Regions from separate parts of the Mus musculus genome. Here region 2 is linked to region 1. The links are chromatin loops, found by intact Hi-C in ENCODE. Cell type or tissue: left cerebral cortex. All regions are shown on one strand. Each heading gives the region's core, and the rest is flanking DNA. Links, peaks and the distances in the headings are about the cores only.

Region 1 (10,350 bases), core at 1,624-9,623:
CTCACAGTCAGCTAATGGATGGATCATAGGGCTCCCAATGGAGGAGCTAGAGAAAGTAGCCAAGGAGCTAAAGGGATCTGCAACCCTATAGGTGGAACAACATTATGAGCTAACCAGTACCCCGGAGCTCTTGACTCTAGCTGCATATATATCAAAAGATGGCCTAGTCGGCCATCACTGGAAAGAGAGGCCCTTTGGACTTGCAAACTTTATATGCCCCCAGTACAGGGGAATACCAGGGCCAAAAAGGGGGAGTGGGTGGGCAGGGGAGTGGGGGTGGGTGGATATGGGGGACTTTTGGTATAGCATTGGAAATGTAAATGAGTTAAATACCTAATAAAAAATGGAAAAAAAAAAAAAGAAATTGAAAATGCATTAGGGGCATCAATAACAGGATCAATCAACAATTGGAATTAGAGGTGGTTCAAGTTATACGGATAGAATTTGCCCAGGTATTTCACATGCCTATATAACTGTGATATATATGATTTCCTTGGGAAAAGAGAGGCCACGAGTAGAGAAAGTGTAAGAAGTCTGGATACTGGGCTGACTGTGCTGGCTGACTCACAGTCCTTTTGCTTAAGAAGTCCAGGGAAATAAGGGAGGGATTAACAGCTGCCAATCGAGGAGCCCAATTGCATCATCACCCAATACTTGCTTGTTTATAGAGACATGAATATGGTAAGAACCGACTATGGTAATGCTGCAAGGATTTCTCATTAACAACGACAGTGATTTCTAACAGAACTGAATAGTGCTTTGACAAAGCTTCATGTGTGCCTGGTGCTCCTTGTGGTGGATCTCTCTCATCTGTCTCGCCTCTATTACAATGAACACATATTAGCTCAAATATTTTAACAACCTCAAATAAATAATTAACAGTGGACAAATCTCTTAAACATGAAATGAATTGGTGACACACTTAGTGGTTATCTTGAATATATCATGTTTATCAGCTAATGCAATACTTACAACTGCATGAAAGTGATTAGCATTATTCCTCTTTAAAATATTAGGAAGTGAGTACAGAATGTAAAGTAACTTGGATGGGTAGATAGTTTATGAATAAATAATGGGAGTCATGATTCACACAGTGGTTAAAGTAGTTACTTTTCTAAGAAAGGGTTTATTTGGGCTTATGGTTGCAGCGGGGTAAGAGTCTGTGATGGATGATTGGAGCAATGGCCACTGGAGCAGGAAGTTGAGGGCTTGCATCTCCAAACTGTAATGAGGAAGCATAGAGAGTGAACTGGGAATGGCATGTCGCTTTTGAAATCTTAGTGCCCTCCCTCAATGACATCCTTCAGCAAGGCCACACCCCATTAAGCTTCTCAAACACTGCCACCAACTGGGAACTGAGTATTCAAATCCCCAAGACTATGGGGCATCACATTCAAGACACTACATAGGCTCCCTGACCCCCGTAGGCTCATGTCCAAACCATAATGCAAATACATTTAGTTCCACTCCCAACGGCCCCATATTCTTCCAGGCTCAACACTGTTAAGTCCTAAGTCTCTTCTGAGACTCCAGGAAATCTCTTAATTATAACCACCTATAAAATAAAAAGGTATATTCCATACCTTCAACGCGAATTGGCTTAGAATTTAGGTAGAAGGGAGAAATGGGGACACAGTAAGGAAATACTGAACCGAAGCAAGAAGAGGACTCAGCAGAGTGAATGTCAAATCCTGTAGCTCCATGGCCAGTGTCAAAGGGCTTAAATCATCTGCTTCTCCAGCTTTTCTACTTACACTATACATCTATCTTTGGAATAGTTCCACTTGTTGTGTGCAGCTCTCCTTGTCAGACATCCCACAACTCTGGCATCTCCAGCATCATTGGGGCTCCAGTGCAATCTAGGCTTTACTTCCAAAGCTTAACAAATAGTGTCTCAAGGTCTTCACATAGAGACTCTCCACCATACACTCCCCATCTCAGGGGCACTCTGAAACTTCCCACGGGGGTGGGGGGTAATCCATGATTCTTTATTCTCCCATCCTCCAGAATCTTAAAGCTAGCACCTGGTAGACAACACTGCCAAGTTCAATTGCCAGTTAGGGATGAATTTTGGACCCCTGGATGGCATTGCAGCATCTTTTGCTTGTTGATGTTAGACAGGAGCAGGAAACACCTTATGCTCTTTTACACATTGGAAGCTTAGCTAGGAAGGGATCATATCTCTCCATGTAGCCCTGGCTGTCCTGGAACTCACTCTGTAGATCAGGCTGGCCTTAAACTCACAGAGATCCTTCTCCCTCTGTCTCCCAGGTGCTGGGATTAAAAGCATGCTGCTCTCTTCTTAATCAGGCCTACTTCGTCATCTCCAGCTGACTCCTGCCAATTACCCCAGCAAAGCAAAAGTTTCACTGTAGTGGAGCTGGACTCATGTTCATCACAGCTGTGTCTTCAGCCCTGAAGACCAGAATCTCTTGTAACACATGAGTTTAAGATGGCTAACCTCAGTTGACAACTTGACTTGAGAGTCCTGAGTTAGCCAGAGCTAGGCTGACTCCGGGACAGACTACAAACTGGCAGTTTGGGAGAGTAGGCCTAGGTTTTTGTTTCTCAGAACTGGACAAGTCCAAAGCAAGTCAATTCCATATAAAATCACCCCTCATGGGCAGCCAGTCAGAAAGCTGCCCCACTACCTAGCTTGAGCCAAGTATAGTATAGTATAGTATAGTATAGTATAGTATAGTATAGTATAGTATAGTATAGTATAGTATATAGTATATAGTATATAGTATATAGTATATAATATAGTATAGAGCCAGCATAAGTTCGCAGAATCTCCCAGACACTTAACCAATGACAAAGACACTCATACCCCTAGAGATAGAGCCAATCAATCAAGGGAAAGAAGTTAAGAGTCATCCTCTCCTACCTTAATAGGATTTACATTTGACACTGCAAAGCCCTTACTTTTGTCTTCCATCCTGATGTATGGTGGAACCCTGCATGCAGGTTCTTTGCAGAATAAACACTCTTTCCTGTTGCACACTATTTGAGTCTGGAGTATCATTCTTCACAAATCAAAGACTCTTACATTCTATATGTAGAATCAACTAAAACCAAAGCTCCCGGACACTCCTGCGGGATTATCTTAATCAGATCATTTGAAGAAGGAAGACTCATCCTAAATCTCATCCATACCTCCTGGGGGCAGCCCACATAAAAAGACATGGAGGAGAGAAACTGTTTTTTGTCTTCACCTTCTCCATCAATAGCAGGTTGGTCTATCCTGTTGCTGCCAGTATTGAATCCAACTTCTTGAGGATTCCAACACAGAGTGAAAAACAGCAGCTCTCCAGGAGCCTTCCAGGACTCCCAACACCAGACAGGAATACAGAGACTGCAGTCTCATGGACTGAGGAACAACAGAATTCTTGCCCCTTCCACTGTGAGGCAGCTGTCCTTGGACTATTTTGGTGTTTTAAATAGGTATGCCCACAGAGACCTAATCAATGCTTGGTCCATAGGGAGTGACACTATTAGGAAGTATGACCTAGTTGGAGGAAGTGTGTCATTGTTGGCATCTCCTATGCTCAAGCTATGCCCAGTGTGGCACATAATCTCCTTGGTGCCTGCAGATCAAGATGTAGAACTCTCAACTCCTTCTCTAGCACCATGTCTGCCCAAGTGCCACCATTTTTCCTGTCCATTGTGATAACAGACTAAACTTCTGAAACTGTAAACCAGCCCCAATAAATCTTTTCCTTCATAAGAGTTGCCATGGTCACAGTGTCTCTTCACAGCAATAAAAACCTAACTAAGATAATTATTCATACCACATCTTTTAAGCCAGCCTGATACATCTCTTATTATATATTCATTCTATCAAAACTGCTCTTTTAGAAACTCTAATACACAGTGAGGACCAGCTCTAGAATTTTATTATTCCCTTTGCTTTATTGATATTGTTGTTGCTGGTTTGATTTGCCTTGTTTTCTTTCTGCTTTTGACATGGTCTTGCTATGTAGCCTTGGCTGGCTTGAAACTCACTCTGTATACCAGGCTAGCCTCAAACTCTTAGAGAGCTATCTGCCTCTGCTTCCCAAGTACTAGTATTAAAAGCTCACTACGTAGCCTTGGCTGGCTGAGAACTGACTATATAGATCAGGCTGGCCTTGAACACTTGAACACAGGTCTGCCTCTTAAATTATGGGATTAAAGTGCCTAGCCCAGGATTTTTATTTTGTTTACACCCTGTGGGGGTTTGAATAAAAATGGCCCACATAGACTCACAGGAATTAGGAGGTGTGGCTTTGTTGAGGTAGACTTGGTGCAGTGGAAGGAAGTGTGTCACTGAGGTGGGCTTCTCAGATGCCCACGCCTGGCCAGTGTTTGAACGTCTTCTCCTGCTGTCTGTGGATCTAGATATAGAATTCTCAACTCCTTCTCTAGCCCCCCTACTACTTAGATGCCATAAAACTCCCCACCATGAATTCCACCATCACAATAATGGAATAAACCTCTGTTGTAAGCCAATTAGATTGGCTGTTTGTTTGTTCATTTGTTTGTTTGTTTGAATATAACAATTGCTGTAGTCATGGTGTCACTTTATAGCAGGAGAAACGCTAACAAAGTCATACTATCTCTAGGAAAAGGCTGAAAGCTCAATCACCCTAAAATTATAATAAAGAAGCAGAGCTTACTGCCCCAGGCATTTGATGCCAGCCCCTAGGAAGCAGAGCCAGGCAGATCTCTGTGAGTTCAAGACCAGCCTGGTCTACATAGTAAGTTCCAGGCCAGCCAGGGCTACATAGTGAGACCTTGTCCCTGTTTAAAAAATAAACAAAATTCTTGGAGAAGCCAGGCCTGGTTTACAAAATACTTTGAAATATAAAGATGATGTTGTTTTAGGAAGAGCTTTCCAATCACATTAGCATGCTCTTTAACACTTACCTTTTGGTAACACTGAAAATCAAAGACTAAGGAAACAGTATAATTGAGGCCAGTGCTCTAAACTCGTTACAGATTTCACATTCCAACCCTGAAAGTATCATAAATACAACTTGCTTCTTTTTTTTTTAATTTTTTAATTAATTAATTAATTTATTTATTTTCGGAGACAGGGTTTCTCTGTATAGCCCTGGCTGTCCTGGAACTCACTTTGTAGACCAGGCTGGCCTCGAACTCAGAAATCCACCTGCCTCTGCCTCCAGAGTGCTGGGATTAAAGGCATGTGCCACCACGCCAGGCAACTTGCTTCTTTTCTTTTTTCACCTTCCTCTCTCTCTCTCTCTCTCTCTCTCTCTCTCTCTCTCTCTCTTTCAAGACAGGGGCTCATTATGTAGCTCTGGATGTCTTGGAACACACAGTGCCAGTCTCAGCCTCCAAAATATTTGGAGTAAAGGCAGACACCACCATGTTGGGCCTCCAATTTACTTCTCACTGTCCTTACAACATATCATTTATAATCAGATAGTCTTCCATTCACTTGAATTTAAAATCTTGGAACTTAATAGATACTAAACATTTTGTCACTTTCCCCTCTTCTCCCAAACAGACTTTTGGTAAAGCTTCTGTCAAAAATCTGAAAGGGATCGCTACTTTTTTTATTATTTTCAGGCAAGGTATTATATAGTAAGCCTCTGCGGTAGTTTCATAGTATGTATCTTAGTGTTAAGCTTTTACACTGAAAAAAAAAAAAAAGAAAGAAAAGCTACGGTGTCTACTAAGAGCTACTTTTTATGGCTTTAGAAGATGAGTAGTGTTAGAATAAGAAGCATGCCTCGAAAACCTAGCTCTCAAAAGTGTCTCTAGTGTGACCTCCTATCCGAACGAACTACAATTCCCGTCATGCACTGCGGTCCAACTACAACTCATTTCCGTCCGCGCTGCCAGAGCATGCTGGACTTTGTAGTTCACTCGGACTCACATGTTCTTTTCTCGTGTTCTTTGTAAGGAATGACAGTGTTACTAGCTGGATTGCTTTGACTCAAGGTGTTACTATACCGCATTATCATTAATCGTATCACATACCTGCCAATTCACTACCAGTTTTTCACTAATTTCTCGCGCTACTTTCACCCGGGAAAGGGAACTGACGCTCTTCCGGTATGATGGCGGCGCGGTGGAGCTTTAGGTAATTACGGAACTCTGAAGACTCGGGATAGACTAGGAGCCAGAGTGGGGGCGGCGGGTTGCTAGGTCGCGTGGAGAGGGCAGGGACTTGCGAGTGGGCGCTTGCCCGGTGGGCCTTGCTTTCCTCATGTGGCTGCGCCGTCTCCACCGGCGGCCCGCGAGGTGCCGTGTGAGCCGGCTGGGCCTAGCGCCGGCGGCGGGGCGTGCGTGTCTGGGCCTTGGTCTGGGTTGTCGGTGAACACCTCTCCTGGGAGCACCCTGGGTCGCGTCCCCAGTCGGCGTCCCGGGGCTGGCATTAATAAATTCTGGTAACGCGTTTGCCTCATTCCAGCTTATCCCAGTAGCCAATTCTATTACATTTTCATTTATGGATCGTTTTCATTGACTTGACTGAACCCCTGTCATGTTTAGCCCTAGTGATCCATGTTTCGCATCTTCTGTGTTTAGGTCGCATACGTAGTTAACCTTAACTCTAAAAGCCTCTACTATTTGCAACTTCCAAACATGGGTTTGCAGTTCCTGCCCCTAGCGAGCTGCAGGCCCTACAGTACAAACAGCACTGTGCCAGCTGTTTGACCTGCTCTAAATGCAAGACTTTTTTGATACATTGTAGCCACTTAACTCGCCCCCCCGCCCCCCGGAAGAATAATTTGGGGAAAGGTATTAATAGAAACAGTAACTGAGCCCCGGCAAGCCGTTGGTGAGTTTGCCCAGTGGTTAAAAGCACTCTTTCAGAGGGATCTAGGTTCGATCCAAGCACCCACAAGATGGATCACAACAAATTATAATATCAGATTCAGGGGACTGGATACCTGCTTGCTGATAGCCACTTGCACCAGCAACTTGAACTGTCCCTATATGTATATGAAGGCAAAAAAGATCCATACATGTGAAAATGAGCTACCTTTTCTGTTAATTGTGCTCTGTATTTAAACTGCCTTTTGTTTATTTATTTTTCCTGTTCTCTGTGTAGTCTTGACTGTCTTGGAACTCACTCCTTAGAGCAGGCTGACCTCAAATTTAAAGAGTTCTGCCTGCCTCTGCTTTCTGAGTGCTGGGATTAAAGGTGTGGGCTAGCCGGGTTTAGACTGGTTATTTTAGTTGAGTCCTACCTTGTTCATGACTGGCCCAGTCAGACTCAGTCTGGAAATAGACCAGTTCCAGAAAGAAGTGATTATCGGTAATACAGCAGATTGGAACTAATGTCTTTGAGGGTTTTTCTGTCAGATTTCCCTTGTTTTCTCTGTAAGTCTGAAATTACTGCAGGAACTCTAGCCAGCTTGAATGTGGTGGACAAGGCTCTCCTTCCCAAGTCCCCGTGTCTTGTTAAAAACCGTTAGATCACATTCCTCAAGCTAGCCCCCAAGATCTGTTCCCTGATCTAACCTGCAGAGATCCAGCTATCAAAGCATTGAAGTCCAACAATCCAAAACCTCTCTGGGGTCAACTAATTGACATGCCCAATTTAAATTAAATACCTCAGCCTAACCCCTCTACCCGCTACGCTAATATTTTCCTATATGTATGTCTTCTCTCTATCCAGAGACAGTCCTTTGTTCCCTTGGGACAAATACCCCTTTACCCTCTCCCTTGTTCCCTTCCCCTTCTCCCTCATCCTAGTGTCCTGTCTTTGTCTCCTGTTTCTTGCCCTTTGTCCTTCTGGGGCAAATAAGTCTCCTTTGTGCAGAGAACACGCTCTTGGAGTGTCTTGAGCCAACTTTGAGGTTCCCTACAATTACGAGCAAGGGAGGCCGATGGAGCACTAAGGATTTCAGAAAACTCTCAGGCTTGTTAACACTTTTTCTTACACCTCCCAAGTAAACATGGGAGAAGACAGTTGAATGCTTACCTCAGCACAAACTTTGAAGACATTTTTTAAAATGTTTTTTTTAAAAAGATAGCACACATGGGCAGGGGAGTGGATTCAAACAAGCCTTTGCCTATCGTGCCATGTTAGTAAATGCCAGTGAACAGAAAGGAAAGAAAGTGTGGGGCATCCTTTTTTAGGAAAAGCTTCAATGATTAAAGAATTGATAACTTAGTAAGCGAGACCCAGAATTAACTGTTTTTAATCTATCTTTGAGCCTAACTCAGTAGTGGCTTAAGCCAGGCAAAGTTCAATACTTCCTCCTTGAAAATTTATCCTGTGGGTGCTCTGAATCACTTTACAAGGGGAGGCTCTTTCTAGATCAGAGCTTCTGTGATGGGTGGTCGAGCTTGGTGTCTAGAGGCTACATGGTAATATTTCCTTTACACCAGAATATGCTCAGAAGAAAAAAGTATACAAACATAACTTCTAATGATATGAAAGGTCATTTCTAACCAATCTGTGCAAGTTAGCAGATTTTGTTGACAAAGCTGGGGACCAGATTTGACTTGTGGAGTGCAGACACAAAGTATGAAGTGAAGATGAAGGCCTATGCTACATTCGGGTCCAGTTACCTCTTGGGCACACAGCATCTACTAGTGCTGCCTTGATGCAGATAATGACAGACAGCTTGGTGGCCCCAAGAATAAGGGGTAGAGGAATATTCTTTATGTGATGTCAAAATAACTTGACTCCTCTTCGGATCTAAGATAATCTAAAGTTACCTTCCTGTAGTGGCTATTCCTGGTTGTCAACTTGACAATATTTGGAATGAACTACAATCCGGAATTGGAAGGCTCACCAGTGACCCTTATCTGGAGGCTTGGAGATCCTTATCTGGATCTTGGTTTGAAGATCTTGAGCCATAGTGGCTATGGATTCCAGAAGATTGAATCTCCGAGTTAAGGAACACACCTTTAATCTGGGCTATGCCTTTCATCTGGGATTAAAGGTGTGGTGGAACACACCTTTAGGATTAAAGGTGTGGTGGAACACACCTTTAATCTGGGCTACACCTTTTGCTGGAGACAATATAAGGACATTGGAAGAAGGGAGTCTAGCTCTTGCTCTTGCTCCTTCGCCTGCTTGCTGCGTGAGACTGAGTAACTGCTAGATCCTTGGACTTCCATTCACAGCTGCGACTGAACCATTGTTGGGAATTGGGCTGCCGACTGTAAGTCATCAATAAATTCCTTTACTATTTAGAAATTATCCATAAGTTCTGTGACTCTAGAGAACCCTGACTAATACACTTCCCCTTACAAAACTTTTAGATTTTGAACATGTTATGTATCTGGTACTATCTTAGCTTTGTGTGTGTGTCTGTGTGTGTGTGTTTATGTCAGTGATTGAAAATTTCAGAGATTTGCTGTATCCATAGAAGGCCTTTCATGATTTAGCTTCGTGAGTCTCTTAGGGTCCACATCATTTATGTTCATTTTCTACGTGCTTCCTTTACGGGAATGACTTGAAGTCATCATTCATTTGTTTGTTAGTTTTAAATGTCTTTGAGCCTGTATGTATGTGGGCCCCTGTCCCTTTTCGTTCTGTATGGATAGAATTCCTACTTATCCTTTAGGACTTGGCATTGGTACCTCCTGTTTTTTGTACACCTAGCAATAGTGTGTTTGTAGCATAGCTACAACATCTAGACATTCCTCTACCTAAAGGTTAAGAACATTCACCTTTTGATGTCTTGTGTGTCGTGTAATGTAAATATTACCTTCCTATCCACAGCTGCTGTTTTTATCAGAAAGACTGTATGGTATAGCCTCATCATTTTGAGGTCCTGTATTTTGTATTTTCTCAGTTGTTACAGTCTCAAAGAGACTCTTCTGCACAAATAAGCTTGAACAAATGAAGAAATATTGGGTTTATGATTAGAAGCACTAAAGTGTTTCGTTGAAAGGCACGAATTGTGGTGAGGATGATGGTCTTTTTAAATTAATGTTTTCTTTGGTCTTTGTTATCATGAAAATGGGTAGAAACCTGCGTTTAAATCAGTAGATCAAGAGAAACTATAATGACACTATTTGCTCGATGAATGAGGCACCAGGCTACTGAATAAAATTAAGCCCCACTCCCAGGCACCAAACCCATGAGCCAAGGCTATATAGGAAAGTAAGCTAAGAGACAGAGATAGGATCTAAGTTCCATGACTCAGGAGAGTGGCAGGGAGGAGGCTCCTTAGGCTTTGTTCTGTTCAGTAGCAGAAGTACTGCTATTGAAGAAATTATTTTCTGTTAAAAATATATTGTAAAGTGAAACATTGTAGAAACAGATCTAGAGACAAAGGTTTCTGTTTTAGAAATGTCTAAGGACATTTGGAAAGTAGGGGATAATCCTAAATATGTTCTAATGGAATCTATGTTTAATTTCAAAGCCTGGTTACC
Region 2 (10,350 bases), core at 986-8,985, 76 kb before region 1:
GAAAGCTTATGCACATAAATATGCATATTACCAATGGTGACCTGGCATGAGCAGTGAATTGCTTGCTGCTCCAGGCCAGGAGGGACTTGAAGCAAAGGCCTAGGCCCAACAGAACAACCAAGGAGGGAGTAGAGGAGGGTAAATGAGAGGTGGGAGGGGAGACAGAGGCATAAATGGTATGTGTACAAGCACACTAAATGTATGGGGGATATGAAGAGACAGGAAAAGCCATAAATGGGCCCACCACAGAAGCAGGAAATGCATTGTAGACAGAGCTGACTTTGAAGAACAAACTTCTGTCTCGCAGAAGAGAATACTCAATTCTCACTTTCAGAAATGTGCGGTTTTTGGGGTTTTTTTTTTTTTTTTTTTTTTTGAAAAAGCCTTGAGCTGTAATTCACCTGGAGCACTACCCCCACACTCAAAGTCCCATTGAAAACCTGAAAGAATATCAGGTTAATCACTGAGAGGGGAGGGGAGGGGAGGGGAGGGGAGGGGAGGGGAGGGGAGGGGAGGGGAGGGGAGGAGAGGAGAGGAGAGGAGAGGAGAGGAGAGGAGAGGAGAGGAGAGGAGAGGAGAGGAGAGGAGAGGAGAGGAGAGGAGAGGAGAGGAGAGAGTACATGCAGGCGTTGAACACGGACGTTGCTTCTTGTTTCAAAATAAGAATAATAAAAAACAAACAAACAAACAACTCTGTGCTAAAGTTCAGGTCTGAATCTGTCCCGGGCATTAGACTAAGCCCCAGCACATCTCTGCCTGGAAGAGCAGGAACGCTGTCCACTGTGCTGGGGAGGAAGGCTGGAAACGGCTTATCAGATTACACACCATTACCCACAACACACTGCTCTCCTCTGATTCCTTTCAATCAGACCTTACATCTTTTGCCAAATATGCCTGCCTCTATAAATTAGCTTTGGAATACAACATCAATGAAATATTTTTGGTGCTCTTAATGCAGCCCTTGCTTGATTGTGAAATCCAAACTTGCCCACCATAGTCCAAACCACATAGACAAAAGTACACTGTGTTTTTATAATATAAACGATGAGTCCAAAATATGTGACCTTCCTATTAGGCTGCAAAAATTAAAGTGTATTATTGCTTTAAGTTGGAAAAATATGTTACAGCTTATATCGTTACTGATTCTAACTTATATTACATAATTACAAACAAAGTCTCCAGCTCAATGCCTCAGACTAGTCCAGAGGCTGAGTGCTATTGTAGGGTTGAGTATATGTATACGTAGGATTGTACTTGACAGGGAAGTAGAGTGGGGAAGGAAGTGGACAGCAGTCAGTGGTATTAACGGTAAGGAAATATTCTCAAGATTGCAGGACTGACTTAGTAGTCAAGTTGCCTGAGTTCAGAATCAAGAATTGTGAGGCAGTGGACCATGAGAGGAAACCTGGTAAGGTTGGAGCCCCTGAACTCAAACAGGCAGAAGGAGCTTCACCTGCTCCAAACACTAGGCCCCTGTCACGCAGTCATAGCCTCCCCAAACCCACCAAAGAGAATTGTGACTATCAGCCACATAGGGGCAGGGCCCCCAAACCCCGCCACATGTAGATGAGGCACCCTTAAGATCTCAGACAAAGTCAACAGGAAACACCACACCAGCTGTCAGACCCCAACCCATCCCAAAACTATATATATACAATCCTATCCAGAAGGAATAAAGATGTGTGAGAATTACTCCATCGCCTAAGAGCATCCGTCTGTCCTGTAAGAGCTGTAACACTTCCTGGGGAAAGAACGCTTTCGATGCTAGAAGCTCCCCTGCACCTCTGCTTACTAGCTGAGCCCTCTACCAGCTCCGGAGGCTCAGTGCAGCAGGACAGCAGCAGCACCAGAGCAGCTGCAGCAATTGCACTTCCCCCTCGCTGGAACTGCCTGGACCAGAAATCTCGGCAGAGAGTGTTGGGCGCACAGACCGGCAAGCAATCAGACAAATGCACTCTGCAGTCGCTGGTAAATGTTTGTTATCCTTGAGTCTCAATAGTCTCAGAAATATAAACGATAACACGGGTGATTTTTCTTTTCCATTTTAATGTTTTTAAGACAAAGTGAACATACGGTGTATGTGCTAGAATTGTGAATCTCTGCTATATCTTTCCAAGTTGGGTAAAATATAGATAAGATTGGAAAGGCCAATTTAATGTAATCGGATGCCTCAACATATATTTGAAAGCATCATGTTCATAAGTTAATAATTGTTCATTGGGTTCCTGTCAGGTGGCAAGCGCAGCACAGGACACTAAATTGTAAGGAAAAGTCTAAGTACAACCTGGAACAAAAAAGCAGAATGGGAAATGAAGAGATTGAAGGTTTGGGTGTTCAAACCTGCATCACATCACAGAGCAAGACAAGAAAAGCCTGCTCTTTAGGTTGGGGCTTATTGAAATAAGAACAATATTCATAACCTACTGTGATATGACCTTAGTGATACACAAAAGAATAACTTTCATTTTACTGAGTGTAATTACATATTTTATATCCAATAAGGTAAAAGATAATATGTAAATATAAAGGTGTGTGAATCTGTGTGTGTTTCATGCAGTAGCTATGCTTTTAGAGGTACTATTGTTTAAGCCAGAGCAGCATAAAGCAAGTAAGTTAAGTTCAATTCCAAGAACTCTTACATAGTAATGGCCACTAGCTGTGGAGACCAAAAATCATGGGGACAGCATTAAAGGGACTAAAGATGAGAAAATATAAAAGTAGATAAGCCTGAGGTATTTGGGCTGCCACATTCCCGAGTTTATGATTTCCTCTAAGATTGTATAATGTTTAAAGTCTTAGACTAGAGAAAAATAGATCATCTATAGAGTAGAGATTTCAGAAGTACCCATACTCATGATCAGTAAATACTGTATAAATGTATGAAATTTTCAAAATTAAAAAAATTATTCATAAAAGAATGATTAGCCTAGAAAGGAAAAGGCTCTGCCCTTTCCACAACGGAAGTGGTTCAGTTTAGTCAGTCTGTCACGAAGACCCTGGTTGGCCCTGCTGGGGAATAGTGTTAAATCAGCGACTCAGTGCTGATTCCTTCTGATGGAAACTTTCAATTAGCAGCCATAGTCAGGTCAGCCTCATGTGGTTGGGTCGAAGCCTAAGTCCCTTTGTGATTAGCTTCAATGGTCAACTTGACATGATCTAGAGTCTAGTTTCAGTGAGGAACCTTCTAGATCCGGTTGACCTGCAGACATGTCTTGGGAGGTGGGGGTATCTTGATTAATTTATGTGGAAGACCAAGCTCGTCACAGATGTCTCTGGGTTTGGGTCCTGGAGTATGTAAGAATGAATGGAGAGTAAGAACGGAATGCTAAGTATGCATGTGTGTATTAATTCTCAGCTTTCCTCTGACAGTGGAAGTTTCTGCTTCAAGTTCCTGTCTTGACTTTCCCACAATGATGGACTGCAATGTGGGATTGTAAGCCAAACAAACCCTTTCTCAAAACAAAATAAACAAATTTAAAAAAAAAATTATCCAGTCTATCCATCCATGGGCCTTGGAAGATGATTCTGTGGATAAAATGATTCCCTTGACAATGTGAGGGTCAGAGTTCAGATCTCCAGCCACCATGTAAATCCCAGGTGTGTGTGGCACTCCGTGGGCAAATCTAGTGCTGAGAAGGCAGAAATGAGCATCTCCCTGAGCAAACTGGCAAATTATATCAGCTATGGCAGTAAGCTTTGGTTCATTTGAGATGGCCTCAATAAATGAGGAAAAGAGCAGTCCATCTCAACATCAGCCTCCACACTCACATGTCCAAATATATCTGCATACCCACAGATGTGCAGACACATATTAGTGCAATATGTGTGTATATATATACATATATAATGTATATATGATGTATGCCATATGCATATATATATAATAATGATACAATATATGATGCAATGCCTCTACCTCCTGAGTGCTGAGATTAAAGACGTGTACACACACCACCATGCCTGGCTTCTAAATTATTTCTTAAACTCAAATGATTTCTGCAAACTATGAAATATATTTTAATAAGAAAATTCCATTAAATACACATATGGATATACACATATATACATATATTCATATATGCAAAAATACACATGTTCACATATGCATATATTCATAAAAGGGTTCATAAAAGGGTTGTACTGACGGTCAAGGTATACTGTGTGTAAAATAGCTAGTGTATTATCAGTGGGGAAAAGCAGAAAAGAATAAGTAGATCTCACATATTTTCTCAGAAAATAATATATTTGCTCATATGTATGCAAATATGTATAAATAGATAGAAAATTGACTGGAAAATATACACCACAGTAAAAGTTATTATTATGGGTGAGGAGAATGAGATTTGAGTAAAACTTACTTTTTATCTTTTTCCTATATTGTTTAATATTTTAATGCCGGGAGTTCATTCCAGTAAAACAAGCATACAAGAAATAAAATGCTTGAGTGATATAATACTATATCAATTTATCATTTCTGCATAATGTGTAGATGTAGTTCTCTCTGAATTATTCTTTATTTCTTTTTCCACGACAGGATTTCTTTGTGTAACAGCATGAGCTGTTCTGGAACTCACTCTGTAGACCAAGTTGGCCTTGAACCTTTGCCTCTGCCTCCTGAGTGCTGAGATTAAAGGCATACACCACCATGCCCAGCTTCTAACTTATTTTTTAAACTCAAATGATTTCTGCAAATATGCCCTTAGCTTGGCACTATTGCACCACACCTGCTGAGGGCACAAATTGTACACACCAAATGGCGTGAACAATCTAATGTTGTTCCACTAGACAAAGAAATCTGTGTGGCATCTGGAGTTATCACACTGAAGATGTCTTCATTAGTTTGATTGATAAGTGACTTGGTAGCCCCAGTTCTGCAATGTGAGCATCTGTGTGCTCCCTGTGTCTTTCCAAATAGAAGCTCTTCACCCTAAAACCAGAAGCGCTGCGCTGTATTTAGACACACCCTTCTAATATTTAGATGTCTAATCAGGCCTTAGTCATTTGGTTAAGTTGGTTGTTTGGTTGGTTGGTTGATTGGCTGCGTTTGGTTTGGTTGGATTTTCAAGACAGAGTTTCTCTGTGTACCTTTGACTGCCCTAGAACTTGCTCTGTAGACCAGGCTGGCCTTGAACTCACAGAGATCCACGTGCCTCTGCCTCTCAAGTCCTGGGATTAGAGGTGTGTGCCACCATTGTGTCAGCTCAGGCTTTCTAATTATATTCATTTGGATCAGTTACTAAACTTTCCTAATGTTTTTTTTTTCTTTAAACTACAAAGAACAGCCACACTTTGCCTCAGTTGGTATGAAGAGCAAATAAGGTCACATGTGAAGACATTTTCTTTCATGTGAAAAGCACTCTATAAAATCAACTATTATGGATGGGATTTTTCCTGATGGAATTATGTGAGAATATTAAAGCAAAGACCCTAAGGAGATTTGCCAATATAAAGCTTTTTAAAAATGCAACATATATGTTATTCCCTGTATGGCTGTATAAAATAGTCATTCTGTCCCCTTTCCTATTGTTACTAATTAGCATGTAAACTACTGTATACACTCAGCATCATTTTGTGTCATTTTAAGCAAAATTCACTATATTTAAGGAAGATTCTGAATTTCCAAACTTTTCTTCACCTGATTGACTAGAATATAATATCATACCACAAGGGGTCAGTATTTCTTTTTGAAATTCCTCGGCCCTAAGCCCTCAATATGCTGGGATAAAGCGATGCGGCATCCCTTCTCAGGTCTAGATTCCAGGGACTTAGCATCCATGTCAAGACCAGCTCACAACCACTGGGGTGGGGGATCATGGCATTACACCTCTGAAAACACTCAAATAATTCCCCAAACAAGGTCACCGGGTAAAACGGCTGGAGGGATGTATTGTTGCCAACAGAATGGAAAAACAAAACAAAACAAAACAAAACAAATACATGGTTCTGGCTCTGGTTACCAAAGCTGTCTTGGTGTTATAAGCAGGTCAGAGAACACATTGCTGTTGTAACAACAGCAGCAATTAGTGGGTGTGAGAGAAACAAGACTAAGTGTTACTTCACCACCCTAATAGGGTCCATTTGGGAAATGTCAAGTAAAGAAAATCGTTGTCTCCTTGGAAACAGACAGCAGGAATCCTTTCCCAAGTGCTCCCCACTCCATGCTTACAGTACTGACTTATAGGAACTTCAGTTTAAAAGTACAGATGCAATAGATATATAACTCCATAGTTCTTTATATGATGGTGCTAATGACTTCTTATTCAGGGGTCAATTCAGAGGTCAGTAGGGATACCCGCTCTAAGGCTGAAAGAGTAAATACAGAAGACATAGCAGCAGCATGAGTCAAGCCTATCAATAACAGAAATGAGACAAAGCATAAGTCAGAGGGCAAAGTAGACTAACCTCCTTGGGGAAATGACATTCTCCCTTTGCCAAACACATTAAGTCACAGTTAGCTCATTATTTACACCTAGATAGGTTGTAGTCCTGAAACGCAATTAGATAAACAGCGAGGGCTGAGATGGAGCCAAAATTAAACTCCAAAAGACTAAGTCCAGAGCCAGGGCAACATCTGCAAGCAGGGTCCACTGCTCCCTGCAGGGCTAGGTCTAGACTACAATTCAAGATGCATGTTCAAATATTCCACAACTATTGCCCTAGGGCTGGGGAAACTGCATGGTTTGAGGGGGGAAGGGGGGTCTCAAGATCCTCTACACTCTAACCCAGCTTCTACCACCTCCAAAGGAAGGGAACTTGACTGAAAACTATGGAAGACTATTTCATTTTATAATCTAGGAAAACATTGAGAAAGCTCTATCAGTTTGATGCAAAGTCTATTTTTAGATACCTTCTATCCATGGCTGCTTGTTTCTCAAAGACATGCAGGAAACCACAGGTGTTTAAATTAATTTTTTTTTGTTCATGTGTTGGTTTGGATGGTTGAGACAGAGTCTTACTATGTAGCCATGGCTGTTCTGGAACTCACTGTGTAAGCCATGCTGACCTCAAACTTACAGAGATCTGGCATTAAATTCGGAGTTTTGCGTGGAGAGCTTTTGGGGGCCCACTTGGCAGGAAATTGACATTGGGCCAGGACAAGGAAATGGACTTCAGGCAGGAATTTGACATTGGGCCAGGACAGGGAAGTAAGATCAGGCAGGAATCTGATTTTAGCCTAGAACAAAGAAGTAGGCTTCAGGTAAGAATATGACTTTGGGTTATGACAGGAAAGTAGGCTCAGATAGCTTGATAAGTAAGCCCTTAGAAGCAATGATCGCTGGACTTTGTTTATTGTCTTGTTTGTTCCTTGACTATTTGTGTTTATTACCTTGCTTGTTCCTTAACCTAGAACTGAACTTATTACGATCATGTATCAAAATGGTATAAAAGCATACTAGGGAAAAATAAACCTGCTTCAGCCTCAGAACTGGTTAGGGTCAGTTCTAGCTGCTCCAATCTTTATTACATAGAGAAAGAAAAGGCTTCTACCCTTTTAATGCTAAGTGAATTAAACCCATGTTTGAAAGAAAAAAAGCTTTGTTTATTTTAATAAAACTAAACCTGCCTTGTCCTTATCATAGGACCTGTTCTGTCCCATGGTAAGGAGAAGCCTGCCTGCTCCTTCGGCTCTGTGACATCTTTTTTCCTCTTTCCCTCTGCATTCTGAACTTTGCTCTCTTAGTATTTTATGTTACCTATAATTTCTAAGTTATTCCACTCTGCATTTTCCTTCTAATCTAAAAAGTGTTCTGTCTTAAAACTTCTCCTCAGCTCAGTTCTTCTCACCTCCGCTCCCCTCATCTCAGTTCCTCAAATCTGACTCTTCTCTTTGTCCTCAGCCCTTAAACATCATTCAGAATGCGTGATCACATGTTAAAAAGTTCTTCAAAAGTTCACACAGAAAATCAAATCATAAATTGAAATAGAAGTTTACACCAGAGAATGTTTGCATGCATATCCATTAGGAGTAATTATCTGGCTAAACACCCATCACTTGTCTCAGCTCCACAGGTTCACTGAAGGTTTAAAACCATAACTAAGTTATAAGTGAAGTTTTTTTTTTTCCATTTTTTATTAGGTATTTAACTCATTTACATTTCCAATGCTATACCAAAAGTCCCCCATATCCACCCACCCCCACTCCCCTGCCCACCCACTCCCCCTTTTTGGCCCTGGTATTCCCCTGTACTGGGGCATATAAAGTTTGCAAGTCCAATGGGCCTCTCTTTCCAGTGATGGCCGACTAGGCCATCTTTTGATATATATGCAGCTAGAGTCAAGAGCTCCGGGGTACTGGTTAGCTCATAATGTTGTTCCACCTATAGGGTTGCAGATCCCTTTAGCTCCTTGGCTACTTTCTCTAGCTCCTCCATTGGGAGCCCTATGATCCATCCATTAGCTGACTGTGAGCATCCACTTCTGTGTTTGCTGGGCCCCGGCATAGTCTCACAAGAGACAGCTACATCTGCGTCCTTTCAATAAAATCTTGCTAGTGTATGCAATGGTGTCAGCGTTTGGATGCTGATTATGGGGTGGATCCCTGGCTATGGCAGTCTCTACATGGTCCATCCTTTCATCTCAGCTCCAAACTCCGTCTCTGTAACTCCTTCCATGGGTGTTTTGTTCCCAAATCTAAGGAGGGGCATAGTGTCCACACTTCAGTCTTCATTCTCCTTGAGTTTCATGTGTTTAGCAAATTATATCTTATATCTTGGGTATCCTAGGTTTGGGGCTAATATCCACTTATCAGTGAATACATATTGTGTGAGTTTCTTTGTGAATGTGTTACCTCACTCAGGATGATGCCCTCCAGGTCCATCCATTTGGCTAGGAATTTCATAAATTCATTCTTTTTAATAGCTGAGTAGTACTCCATTGTGTAGATGTACCACATTTTCTGTATCCATTCCTCTGTTGAGGGGCATCTAGGTTCTTTCCAGCTTCTGGCTATTATAAATAAGGCTGCTATGAACATAGTGGAGCATGTGTCCTTCTTACCTGTTGGGGCATCTTCTGGATATATGCCCAGGAGAGGTATTGCTGGATCCTCCGGTAGTACTATGTCCAGTTTTCTGAGGAACCGCCAGACTGATTTCCAGAGTGGTTGTACAAGCCTGCACTCCCACCAACAATGGAGGAGTGTTCCTCTTTCTCCACATCCTCGCCAGCATCTGCTGTCACCTGAATTTTTGATCTTAGCCATTCTGACTGGTGTGAGGTGGAATCTCAGGGTTGTTTTGATTTGCATTTCCCTGATGATTAAGGATGTTGAACATTTTTTCAAGTGCTTCTCTGCCATTCGGTATTCCTCAGGTGAGAATTCTTTGTTCAGTTCTGAGCCCCATTTTTTAATGGGGTTATTTGATTTTCTGAAGTCCACCTTCTTGAGTTCTTTATATATGTTGGATATTAGTCCCCTATCTGATTTAGGATAGGTAAAGATCCTTTCCCAATCTGTTGGTGGTCTTTTTGTCTTATTGACGGTGTCTTTTGCCTTGCAGAAACTTTGGAGTTTCATTAGGTCCCATTTGTCGATTCTCGATCTTACAGCACAAGCCATTGCTGTTCTGTTCAGGAATTTTTCCCCTGTGCCCATATCTTCAAGGCTTTTCCCCACTTTCTCCTCTATAAGTTTCAGTGTCTCTGGTTTTATGTGAAGTTCCTTGATCCACTTAGATTTGACCTTAGTACAAGGAGATAAGTATGGATCGATTCGCATTCTTCTACACGATAACAACCAGTTGTGCCAGCACCAATTGTTGAAAATGCTGTCTTTCTTCCACTGGATGGTTTTAGCTCCCTTGTCGAAGATCAAGTGACCATAGGTGTGTGGGTTCATTTCTGGATCTTCAATTCTATTCCATTGGTCTACTTGTCTGTCTCTATACCAGTACCATGCAGTTTTTATCACAATTGCTCTGTAGTAAAGCTTTAGGTCTGGCATGGTGATTCCGCCAGAAGTTCTTTTATCCTTGAGAAGACTTTTTGCTATCCTAGGTTTTTTGTTATTCCAGACAAATTTGCAAATTGCTCCTTCCAATTCGTTGAAGAATTGAGTTGGAATTTTGATGGGGATTGCATTGAATCTGTAGATTGCTTTTGGCAAGATAGCCATTTTTACAATGTTGATCCTGCCAATCCATGAGCATGGGAGATCTTTCCATCTTCTGAGATCTTCTTTAATTTCTTTCTTCAGAGATTTGAAGTTTTTATCATACAGATCTTTCACCTCCTTAGTTAGAGTCACGCCAAGATATTTTATATTATTTGTGACTATTGAGAAGGGTGTTGTTTCCCTAATTTCTTTCTCAGCCTGTTTATTCTTTGTATAGAGAAAGGCCATTGACTTGT

Evidence for each region. A loop is a pair of places that touch in the nucleus more often than their neighbours do. Peaks named below come from ENCODE experiments on the same cell type or tissue, not always from the same donor. Only the 100,000 strongest peaks of a DNase experiment are listed, where the experiment ranks them.
Region 2: it touches region 1 in a loop (2.2-fold over the local background); 2 of 42 quality-filtered maps call a loop at or near these places.

What each region holds. Positions count from the first base shown.
Region 1 is chr2:77,941,891-77,952,240 of GRCm38, reverse strand. It overlaps Cwc22 (CWC22 spliceosome-associated protein), which reads left to right and starts at 5,885. Exons shown (of 20, transcript NM_001362658.1): 1 at 5,885-6,091. In left cerebral cortex, for the core only: no CTCF peak of the experiment used is centred there; a DNase peak (open chromatin) is centred at 5,847; H3K4me3 peaks cover 1,734 bases; H3K27ac peaks cover 859 bases.
Region 2 is chr2:78,017,474-78,027,823 of GRCm38, reverse strand. No RefSeq gene overlaps it. Among named protein-coding and RNA genes, the nearest start is that of 4930440I19Rik, 29 kb to the left of the region's middle. In left cerebral cortex, for the core only: a CTCF peak has its summit at 5,646 (motif pointing right); a DNase peak (open chromatin) is centred at 5,798.